4 separate regions of the Homo sapiens genome follow, and regions 1, 3 and 4 are each linked to region 2. The links are chromatin contacts, found by Hi-C or POLR2A ChIA-PET in ENCODE. All regions are on one chromosome and are shown on one strand. Each heading gives the region's core, a stretch centred on a gene start or an enhancer-like site at or near the end of the contact. The rest is flanking DNA. Distances are from core to core; before and after follow the strand shown.

What was found. A loop is a pair of places that touch in the nucleus more often than their neighbours do. ChIA-PET counts read pairs that join two places held with the same protein, here RNA polymerase II (POLR2A). Pooled maps may share reads with other maps.
Region 1: a map of PC-3 shows a loop between it and region 2 (17-fold over the local background). The contact joins two enhancer-like sites. A Hi-C loop is called at or near these places in 4 of 168 maps with a recorded cell type or tissue (PC-3, heart left ventricle, mammary epithelial cell and 1 more), 2 of 37 single-sample maps with no recorded cell type and 9 of 50 pooled maps.
Region 3: a loop to region 2 is called in a map of PC-9, with 5 times the contacts of the local background. The contact joins two enhancer-like sites. A Hi-C loop is called at or near these places in 3 of 168 maps with a recorded cell type or tissue (GM12878, PC-9 and psoas muscle), 25 of 37 single-sample maps with no recorded cell type and 22 of 50 pooled maps.
Region 4: a loop to region 2 is called in a map of endothelial cell of hepatic sinusoid, with 4 times the contacts of the local background. The contact joins two enhancer-like sites. A Hi-C loop is called at or near these places in 4 of 168 maps with a recorded cell type or tissue (A673, chondrocyte, endothelial cell of hepatic sinusoid and 1 more), 3 of 37 single-sample maps with no recorded cell type and 5 of 50 pooled maps. POLR2A ChIA-PET finds 5 or more read pairs at or near these places in 2 of 52 experiments (OCI-LY7 and naive thymus-derived CD4-positive, alpha-beta T cell).

The regions. Positions count from the first base shown.
Region 1 is chr6:154,456,664-154,459,363 of GRCh38, reverse strand. The region is part of intron 1 of CNKSR3 (CNKSR family member 3); the gene reads left to right. Among named protein-coding and RNA genes, the nearest start is that of CNKSR3, 53 kb to the left of the region's middle. Within about 2 kb of position 1,348, at least 2 of the 41 ENCODE cell types and tissues checked have a DNase peak (open chromatin) inside an H3K27ac peak, as active enhancers do.
Region 2 is chr6:154,154,935-154,157,634 of GRCh38, reverse strand. IPCEF1 (interaction protein for cytohesin exchange factors 1) reads left to right here. Exons shown (of 12, transcript NM_001130700.2): 12 at 1-2,700. It also overlaps a transcript of OPRM1 not described here. Among named protein-coding and RNA genes, the nearest start is that of OPRM1, 120 kb to the right of the region's middle. Within about 2 kb of position 1,399, at least 11 of the 41 ENCODE cell types and tissues checked have a DNase peak (open chromatin) inside an H3K27ac peak, as active enhancers do.
Region 3 is chr6:154,614,304-154,617,003 of GRCh38, reverse strand. No RefSeq gene overlaps it. Among named protein-coding and RNA genes, the nearest start is that of CNKSR3, 100 kb to the right of the region's middle. RefSeq lists an enhancer at 1,136-1,642. Within about 2 kb of position 1,268, at least 9 of the 41 ENCODE cell types and tissues checked have a DNase peak (open chromatin) inside an H3K27ac peak, as active enhancers do.
Region 4 is chr6:154,652,715-154,655,414 of GRCh38, reverse strand. No RefSeq gene overlaps it. Among named protein-coding and RNA genes, the nearest start is that of SCAF8, 79 kb to the left of the region's middle. Within about 2 kb of position 1,379, at least 5 of the 41 ENCODE cell types and tissues checked have a DNase peak (open chromatin) inside an H3K27ac peak, as active enhancers do.

The sequences.
Region 1 (2,700 bases), core at 99-2,598, 300 kb before region 2:
GAACTTTGCTGGTTGTAAGTTGGGCTTCCCAGGGTTCTTGGTGGTTGGATCTTTATTATGTGTTTGGATTTCACAGGGCCCCTGCTTCCAAGGGAGCAGCAGTTCCAGCTCACAGCTCTGATCAGGGTCAAAACCCGACTTACATGCATCGTCTTTATATGGTTTTTTTCAAGACCAAGTTCATTCATTTGCTAGTCTTTCTTTCTTTCCTTTCTTTCTTTCTTTCTTTCTCTCTCTTTTTCTTCTCTTTCTTTCTTTCTCTCTTTCTTTTTCTTCTTTCTCTTTCTTTTTTTCTTCTTTCTTTCTTTTTCTTTCTTTTGTAGCTTTGAGGATATTTAGGACTTAAGTTTCTGGGCAGCTTATTTCCTTTTTCATTCTCTGCTCTTGTAAGTAAAGGTAACTTCTGAGTAGCTCAAACATATGTTGGAACTATGGATCTTTAGACCTGAAAGAAGCACGGCAGCTTTCCAATCCAGTTTTCAGACATTATGTTTCATCATGGTCCCCGTTCTTCAAATTAAATTTAACCACAAACCTCGAAGGATGACTGATAAAATCAGAGCTGCAATTAGTAGTGTGCGTGGGTGTCAGTTCTAATGGAAGCCTGCTAATCCACTGATGGGAAGCCTGAGAACCAGAACTAAGTGAGTTAGCCAGTGTTACTGGGGCAGGACAGGGAGTACAGCCAGGAGGAGAAATTGGGCTCATTTAGGTAGAAATCAGATTAGTGGCAGCTGGGGACGGGGCTGTAGGGAGGGAGTAGGCAGCAAAGGGGCCCGAGGGAACTTTTTTTGGGGGTGATAGGAATGTTTCTATCATGATTGTAGTGTGGTTGAATGACTGCCTGTTTGTCCAAGCTCACTGAGTTGTACCCTGGAAATTGGTGACTTTTAATGTCTATAAATTATGCCTCAAGAGAACTGACAAAAAGAAAATAATAAAGTGGCTCAAAAGTTGTAAGGAACCTCCTAAAACATTCAGGTCTTTCATTAGGGGAGGGGGGAGCATTTTCTATGGTTTTAAATTCAGTGTAACTGTATGAAATGATTCCTTAAAAAATACAACAAAAAAAGAAAAACTCACATTCCCTTAATTCCAGACTAGACTGGTGGAGTCTATTTTTCTGGTCGGCAGAGGTCATCATCACTCTGTACTCATCGCTGCTGTCAGTTATACCAAGGGCCTGTAAACCTGGGCCAGGTAGTAAATATTTTAGGCTCTGTGGGAGAGCCATACGTCTCTATCACAGCTATTCAACTCTGCCATTGTAGTACAAAAGCAGCCAGAGGCAATCTGTAAACCAAGGAGTCATGGCCGTGTTCCATTCAGACTTTGTTTGCAGAAACAGGCAGCTGGCAGGATTTGGCCTGGGTGCTGTTTTTGCCAACCTGTGCGTGACATTTTTGTTACTTTTGGAGAAACTCAGCAGAACAGGTGCTTACTGTGTCCTCACCAGTAGGGTGAGTTACAGGATGATGGGACTGCAGGGAGGTTTGGAAGAGGACGGGTCCCAAAGGACTTGAGATGCTGTGTTGAGCTAATGGACTGGGATCTGTAAAGGACAGGATGGTTTTGCTCAGATGGAATGATAGAGGATGAATTAAGAGGAAGAAGGGAGTGAGCATGGCCACCACTTTCTAGGTTATTGCAGAAATCCGGGCAAGACATAAGTTCAGCTGTGACAGTGACCACGAGCAGAAGGGGACATGGTGAAGGGATACTCTGCAGAGACAAATGACAGAACAGAATGCAGAGAACGCCTGTAGCTGGGATTACAGGCCACCACGCCCGGCTGTTTGCATTTTTAGTAGAGACAGGGTTTCACTATGTTGGCCAGGCTGTTCTCGAACTCCTGACCTCAGGTGATCCACCCACCTTGGCCTCCCAAAGTGCTGGAATTACAGGTGTGAGCCCCTGCATCTGGCCCACTGCTGGGTTTCAAACATAGTATTATTGAACAACCTCAAATTGCTATATTTAAATCAACTCTTTATCAACTAGTCCTGAAAATTAAGGCCTACAGACATCAACAAAACGAGCGACAGAAGAAAGGCATTTCCAAGTGATGTAACTGGGTGACTCATCTCACGAAAGGGCACTCGGAGGCCTACCAGTAGACCACCTTTCTGGCTTTTGGCATGCCCTGACATCAGCCTTGCTCCCTCCATTAATCATACTACGCTCACATAGAAGCCAAAACATGTCACGCTTCTGTTTGAAAGCTGTCTTTTTGTTCTTAGCAACATGTCATGTTTGGGGGAAGTTATAATATACTGGCCAGTGGTGTCAGTAAGTCGGGAAGGCTAAGGAGCTTTGATGTCAGGTCTTTACCATTTAATGTTTTTCAAAGTATTGGGAATTCTGAGAATATTGTGGTCAGGTGTAAATGTACCCCCCAAATCCTGTTTCCGTCCCTCTGGTTCAGATAATAATAAGCTGACCTACCCCTGAACCCCGTCTCCTTTGTAATGGAGGTCGATTTCCAGTAGAGAGTATCTTACATATAGTAGTTGCTTCCTAAAGTTTGTTGAATTAAATTGAATTTGTGTGAGTCTGTGATGATTCTCCTCGTGGAAGAGCATAGTCTACCAAAATCCTGTTGGAGCAAATTTTTGCATCACATGTCACTTTTTTTTTTTTTTTTTTTTTTTTTTTTGAGACAGAGTTTCATTCTTGTCACCTAGGCTGGAGTGCAATGGC
Region 2 (2,700 bases), core at 150-2,649:
TGAGCAGGGTTTGTGAATAGCTTTGAATGCTTTCCTTTGGCTTTTCGTGAAGACATATTTCCCCAGCCTTTCAACTGTAAACTCCTTTAGTACCATTGAAACTTAAGGCAAAAAAGATCCCTGGGATTACTTAGCCAAGGCTTAAATTTATTTTTCAAAGTCAAGAACATTAGCCTAGAAGTTTTTGCTTTGCTAGTTAAAGCTTACTTTGCAGAGCTTCCCAAAGTGAAAGGGAAACTGAACTTCACAATTTTGCACCTGGCTTTCTGGAGCCCCATTGCCTGCTCATTCGTGTTTTTCCCCCTGTAAATTATTTTGCTTTTGACCAGGTTGTGCTAGAAAGTAGGGCTGCTTCTGTGAGTTCTCAGCCTAGGCTGTGGCCACTAAGACGTGGGTGGGGGGATAGACAGGAGTGAGAGGGAGAGTGGGTGACACTTTCCGTGACACTTAATGTAGGAAGACATGGGCTTCTCTCTCTTGGCCTCAAGCCACTTTTCTGGTCCAAAGAATATTGGGAAAACTGGATTACTTTCAGTATATTTCTTGAGACCGGGTCATCTCTGAAATGCATTTGGGGTAGTTTCCTGGGGTCCAAGGGCCAATTCCTATACCCAGTCCTGCAGTGTCTGTGAGCTGTGGAATGAGAGAGAAAACCATGGCTGCTCAGGAAGGAAGTGGAGAATCTCTCAGCACACGTAGATCCAAATCTGTGGCACCTGCTAAAGATTAGGATTTGGAGAGGACTCCTCTTTGGGGTTGTGAAGAGGACCTTTTCCCTCTGTTGTTAGCCTGTAGATCCAGAACGGAGCCTGATGTGATGCCTTCACTGGTTGATATATTGCAAATAGACACTCTGAGCCCTGCATTGCAAGGGCGTCTTTTGCTTTAAAGAATTCTTAGTTTTGCCACAACAGCTCAAATCTCAGAATAGGATCAAAGGCCTAGAAAGACTCCTAAAGTATAGGATTACAAAGACTCCAGGAAGCGTAAGAAAGAGATTGTGTTTGGAGTCAGATTTCAATGTGAAACCCATGCCTTACATTTACACAGCACTTTGTAGTTTGCAAATTGGTGTGTTTTCAGCCCCCTCCCGCTGCCCCATGCTCTGAGATGATTGTGGATTATTACAGTGAAGTGCCTGGCCCGGAGCCCCCAGTGATGAAGCAGGAACTTGAGTCTCAGGACTCCCAGCGGCTCTCTGCCCATTTCCTCCTCTCCGCCCCCCACCTCGCTTCACCTGTTACCTTGTGAAGTTGCTGTTGGCACATAGCCCACTAGGAAACCAAGAAGTTTGACTGGGAGCGTGTGTTTCATTGCACTGGGCTTAGCATACGGCTGGCCCTGGTGGCTGTTTGGCTAAATTCTCCATTTGAAACCTAAAGGGCCCTCTCTGTGCTTGAGCACAGTCTCCTCCTAGTGGTCCTGCCTCAACCTGCTGGCGGGCTGTCTATGGATTGGGGTTTCACCTAATCATGCTGTGTTTCCTTTCTTTTCTTTCTGTACATTAGACTACTTGGGAGGTGCTGTGTGATCCTTGGATGAAAAACATATATTTAAAGAAATGGAGAGTGTTTATTTTGTTTGCTTTTTGAGGCATGTGCTGTCAAATGTTAGAGACCAAACTTAGTGATTAGAGGTTGGTCCTTTGACCTTCTTCTCTTAATTGCTTTTCATGTAATCATGATAATTTACTCAGGTAGCACTCCAGTCACAAACAATGTCACAGAGATGAAACAGATTCAAAGAAAAAATATTTTTAAGTCTTTTGAAAAGAAGTGCTATTCAAATTTAAGACATGTTTAAATTCATAGGTACATTATCTCTTAGTAAGAAATACTTTTTTTTTTCTTTTTTTAGACAGAGTCTTGCTCTGTTGCCCAGGCTGGAGTGCAGTGGCACGATTTTAGCTCACTGCAACCTCTGCCTCCCTGGTTGAAGTGATTCTCCTGCCTCAGCCTCCCGAGTAGCTGGGACTACGCCCGGCTAATTTTTATATTTTTAGTAGAGACCGGGGTTTACCATGTTGCCCAGGCTGGTTTCAAACTCCTGACCTCAGGTGATCTGCCTGCCTCTGCCTCCCAGAGTGCTGGGATTACAGGTGTGAGCCACCACACCTGGCCGAAAGACAGTATTTTGATATAGCCACATACATGATTTAATGAGTAATGTTAAGTACAGAAAAGCTGCCATATCCACATAGTTTTAGGGGGCATTTCTTCTTCAGTCTAACAAGAATATGATATCCAATTGTGGTTTTCCAATTTATTTCTCTTCCAATTTCTTTTGTATACCTCACAGGAGAAATTGAATCCTAGAACTGGGAGATGACTGCCCTGCCCAGGGTTTTGTAATACATAATTGAAAATAAAAGTCCCTGAAACTAAATGTTTGCAGCCTGTATGAAATGGACTGTGGAAGGGGGATAATTTCTCTCCTCACAGAAAGCCACTCGTCTCCTTGAATGAGGCATTGAGCAGACACACGTTTCTCTGTGTCGTGGGGCAGGAAGCAATTCCCTTGCCTCTTCAGCACATCTCAGTTCTTTCCCACATGACCCCAGAACCACATAGAAAACATTGAAAATAATGGATTCTTCATTGTATTTGAATTTTTTTTTTTTAACCTTTAGCCCAAAAGGGAAGTGTGCCTCGTGGAAAGAGCAAATGCCGTAAAATAGAAACCAGGAGTTTTAATCGCCAT
Region 3 (2,700 bases), core at 19-2,518, 460 kb before region 2:
CAAAGTCTCACTCTGTCCCCCAAGCTGGAGTGCAGTGGCATGATCTCAGCTCACTGCAACCTCTGCCTCTTGGGTTCAAGTGATTCTCCTGCCTCAGCTTCCTGAGTAGCTGAGAATACAGACATGTACCACCACGCCCGGCTAATTTTTGTATTTTAAAATTTTGTAATTTTTTGTATTCTAAAATTTTGTAATTTTAGTAGAGATGGGGTTTTGCCATGTTGGCCAGGCTGGTCTTGAACTCCTGACCTCAGGTGATCCGCTCGCTTCGGCCTCCCAAAGTGCTGGGATTACAGGCATGAGCCACCACACCCGTCTGTCATTATTATTTTATACAAATGTTAATCTTGCCCTCCAGGTGCATTCAGAGAGGCAAAGTATTCTTTTGGTACCCAGTAAGGCTCCACTCTTTCCTGTGGGCCACAGTACAGGATTATGGAGATGGAGTTGTGTTGGAATTGACGGTGGCTAGTTGAAGACTGGACTGTGGCCCAAGCTCCTTTCTTCCTATTCCGTAAACCTATATGTTACTCCTACATGTTAAGTGGGTATTCTGGGTTCCAAAAAAATTATGTAAAAGTCACAAAAACATTTTTAAACATTCAACAATCAGCCATTTTGATTCTTGAATTGGGCATTATTTCCAATCAAGTAAATTTTGGCAAAAATTTTTTTAGTTGTGAAATGTTTATTAAATACCCACTATGTAGGCCAGGCATAATAATTGCATTTTATCCTTATTTCTCTGCCTTTGGAGCTTGGATGTTGCTGTGAATCTGAAGAACATTTTAGATTTCCTCACACGTGAACTGGAGGCTAAGGTGGGATGGATAGTGAGCTATTTTTTTTCCATATTAATTTTTAAGTTTTAAAGAATTTAAGTTTTAATCAACTATAACTTTATATGAAAATGCTCCTCATTAGGGTAACCAAAAGCCCAGCTGTTTTAGGCCTGAAGAGAGTGATTTACTTATCTCATGTAAGTGATTTATTGAGAGAGAAGCCTCTACCGAAGTGAGGAAACAGCAAGAGAAGAAGCAAAGACGCGGCTTTTGCGGAAGCCCAAGGGTGGCTCTGCAACGTGCGGGGCGCCCCATACGTGGCCCCCATCCAGCAGGGGGGTTGTGCTCTGCAGCTCCGCCAGGGCCTTGCCGGAGGCACATCACCTCCTGGAGGCAGCAACCTCCCAGGAGCTGAGCACGGTTCTTCCGAGAAGGAGGCAGCTGTGAGCCACCAGCAGCCGCCACTCACCACAGCAGTGGGGTGGAGGCACTGCCTGGTGAAGGAACTGGGCAAGACGCCAACAGTGTCCACAACAGGCTCCAAGGAAGCCGGAGAGGGAGCAATCAGCAGTGATCTCAAAGAAATGAGAAACTGCCATTTGGCTGCCTGTTGACTTCTGGAATTATCCAGTTTAGGTAATAAAGAGACGTTGTTTATTGATTGGGAAAAGTGAATCTGCACATAACTGTGTTTAAAAATCAAGAAGCAAAGGGGACTTGAATACTCTTACCATAGACTTTTGAGAAGTTGAAGTTTATTGCTAATTTAGTAAACCTGAGATCAAGTTGTCCATCTTCTCCTAAACTGCTTTTGGTACCTTTCTGGGGGAAGTGGAGTCTAGTTGAAGATAAAAAAAAAATTCCCAGCAACCAATATCTGTTTTATTAGCAACTGAAAGGAAAATTTTTTTTTCTTTTTAAAAAGTAATGATTTGATTTATTTGATAAAATACCAGAACAACTGCATGCTCATTGGTATCATTCAGAGTTCTAAGAGGTAAAGAAAGACAATCATTTCATCTCTACACACCCTCCTGAGGTTACCACCATTAAGGGTTTAGTATTATTTTACCCATTTCACAATGTGAATATAAACACAGAAAACATACAACATTCTTAGGGCTTCCTTTTCTATTTTTTAATAAAAGAGAGTACTTTTTTTTTTTTAAAGTAGATATATGACATGGTCTGACCCAGGGTTCAGTGAGCAGGCTTTGTGCTTACTCTGCTTTCAAATGATTAAAAATAAAATTCCATGCGTAGGGACACAGAGGTAAGGGTCATAGGATATCACATCTGGTCAAGAGGAAACGTGGCCCTCGGTCAGGGGAAGAGGACTGAAACAGCGGCACTGTGAGGTTGATGCCCTTGACCACAAGATCAGTCTTTAGGGTTTTGAACTACTTAAGATCCTGACTATTTTGAAGTCACTTTGGCAGTGAGCTGACATGTTTTATTTTTATGTTTTGGACCATATCTTTGGCAGGCTATCTGTTGTTCTTCCCTATGACTCTATGCAGAGGCAGCATCAACATTTCCCTTCTTGAAAACAAGCTGGTGTTTTACTTTAGTAGACACTACCCTGAATCCCTGAGTCAAGGAACTGTTTAGAACTGAAAGGGGACCATGCAGATATGGCCACCCCACTCTAGGCCAGTGAGTGTGAGACACGTGCCCTTGTCCACGCAGCACGTCGTTTTGAGGTTCTGATAGCTTGTCCAACCTCCTGGCACTTCACTGGCCCCACTTGTGTTTTACTATTTTACTGATGAGGAAATAGAGGCTCAGAAGTTTGCATAACTCTCCCGAGGTCACACAGTTAGACCGTGGGATGCTCTTGAGTCTGGGTTTGTTTAACTCCAGATGCCATGTGTCTTTCACTGCATCATATCCACCCATAATCCTGTGCCCGGATGTT
Region 4 (2,700 bases), core at 130-2,629, 500 kb before region 2:
AGCGCAGTGGTGCGATCTCGGCTCACTGCAAGCTCCGCCTCCCGGGTTCAGGTGATTCTCCTGTCTCACCCTCCCGAGTAGCTGGGACTACAGGCGCGTGCCACCACACCTGGCTGATTTTTTTTTTAATTTTTAGTAGAGACGGGGTTTCACTATGTTAGCCAGGATGTTCTCGATCTCCTGACCCCGTGATCTGCCTGCCTCGGCCTCCCAAAGTGCTGGGATTACGGGTGTGAGCCACCACGCCTGGCCCTTTTTCTTTAGACAGAGTCTCACTCTGTCACCCAGGCTGGAGTGCAGTGGTTCCATCTTGGCTCACTGCAACCTCCATCTCCTGGGTTCAAGTGATTCTCGTGCCTCAGTCTCCTGAGTATCTGGGATTATGGCACCTTTCACCACGCCCAGCTAACTTTTGTATTTTTAGCAGAGATGGGGTTTCGCCATGTTGGCCGGGCTGGTCTCAAACTCCTGAGCTCAAGAGATCCGTCTGTCTCAGCCTCTCAATGTGCTGGGATTACAGGTGTGAGCCACCGCGCCCAGCCATGTGTCCCCTTTTAACTGATATGGAGGCAGAGGTTTGCAAATGAAGTGACATGGTCAGTGGAAGAGCTGAGATTTGAACTCAAGTCTGCTGACATCTGAGTCCAAGCTTTTTCTGCTTCATCACGCTGCATATGCAGGAAGAATTCTCTAATTGTAGTGCCTCAAACCCGGAACAGGTCAAGGACCAACATTTTTGGACAAAGAAGACCTCCCAGCATCATTTTGTCATCAAGGCAGGCAAATGCATTTAAGGCTGGCTGTGTGTAGCGATGGCTGAACTATCACATCCTACTCTGTTAAGGAAGCAAACTGGAGGACCAGCAAGTTGAGTGGACAGGCTGAGGGGCATAGCTTTTCATAGACCCTCATTCAGTGGGGGCTGCAGAGAGGAAGTTAGGTGCAGTGAGTTTCAATGGGGTCTGCTCAAGTCATCAAACCTCAGTTCTCCATCAGCTCCCACACAACCCATGAAAAAGTCTAAATTCTTTCAGGGCAGCAGAGATGCTTTGTATTTGGTTTACACCTGCTTTTGTACTTAATATACTGGCATTTGTGTAATATAGCTCTACAAGAGATTAATAAGTAGGCTTTGTTTTTACAAAAAGCAGGAATTATTTGAATATCAAATTTTAAAACTTCTTCAAAGATCTTTTGGCCAACTCTGGACATGCTATATTCTATTTTCTTCCAGAATGTTCTTTGCTGTACTAAACAGTTGGAACTGTTCTTTCATGACTAAGCTGGCTTCTCTCATGTACGGGACATGGTTCTTCAACTCCACCCTGAACGTACTGTTGCCGCTGACAGGAAGGGTTGTTGTGATAACAAGGAAATACATGATTCACAGGAAAATCTCCCTTCATTCCTCACCTACCAACCCTCCGTGGTCATGTGCTTTGAGATCCTTGAACATTAGGGGAGTTTCCAGGATTGTTTTGATTTCCTTTCCCTGAATCTCCCTCCTACCCAGGCTCTCCTCCACTTTTAAATCAAAACCAATTAAAAATCTACTAAAAATCATTACCAATTAAAAATCAAAACCTATTAAAAATCAAAACCAAACAAAAATGACAATAGGATTACACATCACAAAACCAGAAAGTCTTAACGAGCCCACAGTTATCATCTTAAAATCAAACACACACATGCACTCAATCCATGTAACATTCCTGTCACATCCTTTGAGACTTCAAAACTCGAGACTAGCAACATAAATTCCAAAAGCTTCTTTTGGCAAGCAGACACCAAACATGCATTTTCTAGCTCCGAGAGAAAGAAATGAGAAGCAGTGTTTTTCTTTTCTGTGTTCAGAGTTGCTGGGGCTATTCTTCTGCCCCCTGCTCTGGTTCCCAGGGCTGGGCCATGCTTCCAGCTCCTGTGTTGTGCTGGCCTGGCCAGGGCTTTTGGCTATTGCTACAGTCACCTGCTTCTGGACTGTGAAGGTAGCAGTTTGCAGAATGTGATTCAGGCTCCCCTTTCCCAAAGTACTGTTCTTCCTCCTTATCTGTTCCCAAACCAGAACCATTTGATTCTTGATTAGTGATATAGGTGGAGGCAGAAGGCCCCACAGGTGACAGGTCAGGCCTTTATTAGCATACATGATTTTATCAGGCCAGTTGACTGGCAAGTTGATAAATACAGAAAGCCACATCCTGAGGTGTAAAGATATAAAGGACTGTAGAGAAAATAACAAATGTCAGTTGACTTCAGGCACCTCAATTAGAATCAAAGAAAAGGAAGGGGCTGGACATGGTGGCTCACTCATGCTTGTAATACCAGAAGTTCAGGAGGCCAAGGCAAGGGGATTGCTTGAGCCCAGCAGAAGTTTGAGGTCAGCCTGGACAACACAGTGAGACTCCATCTCTTTAAAAAAAAAAAGCCAGGTGCAGGGGCACCTGCTTGTAGTCTCAGCTACTCTGGAGGCTGAGGTGGGAGGATTGCTTGGCCATGTGAGATCATGGCTGTAGTGATTTATGACTGTGCCATTGCACTTCAGCCTGCACGACAGAGACCCTGTCACAGAAAAAAAAAAAAAAAAAAAGGCACCCAGAGGAAGAGAGAGATGTCTGGAGGAGAGAGAATGAAGCTTACAATTTTGCCTTGACCTGACATCTCCTATAAGTTGTATCGACTAGTTTCTGATTCTCTAAATAGAGA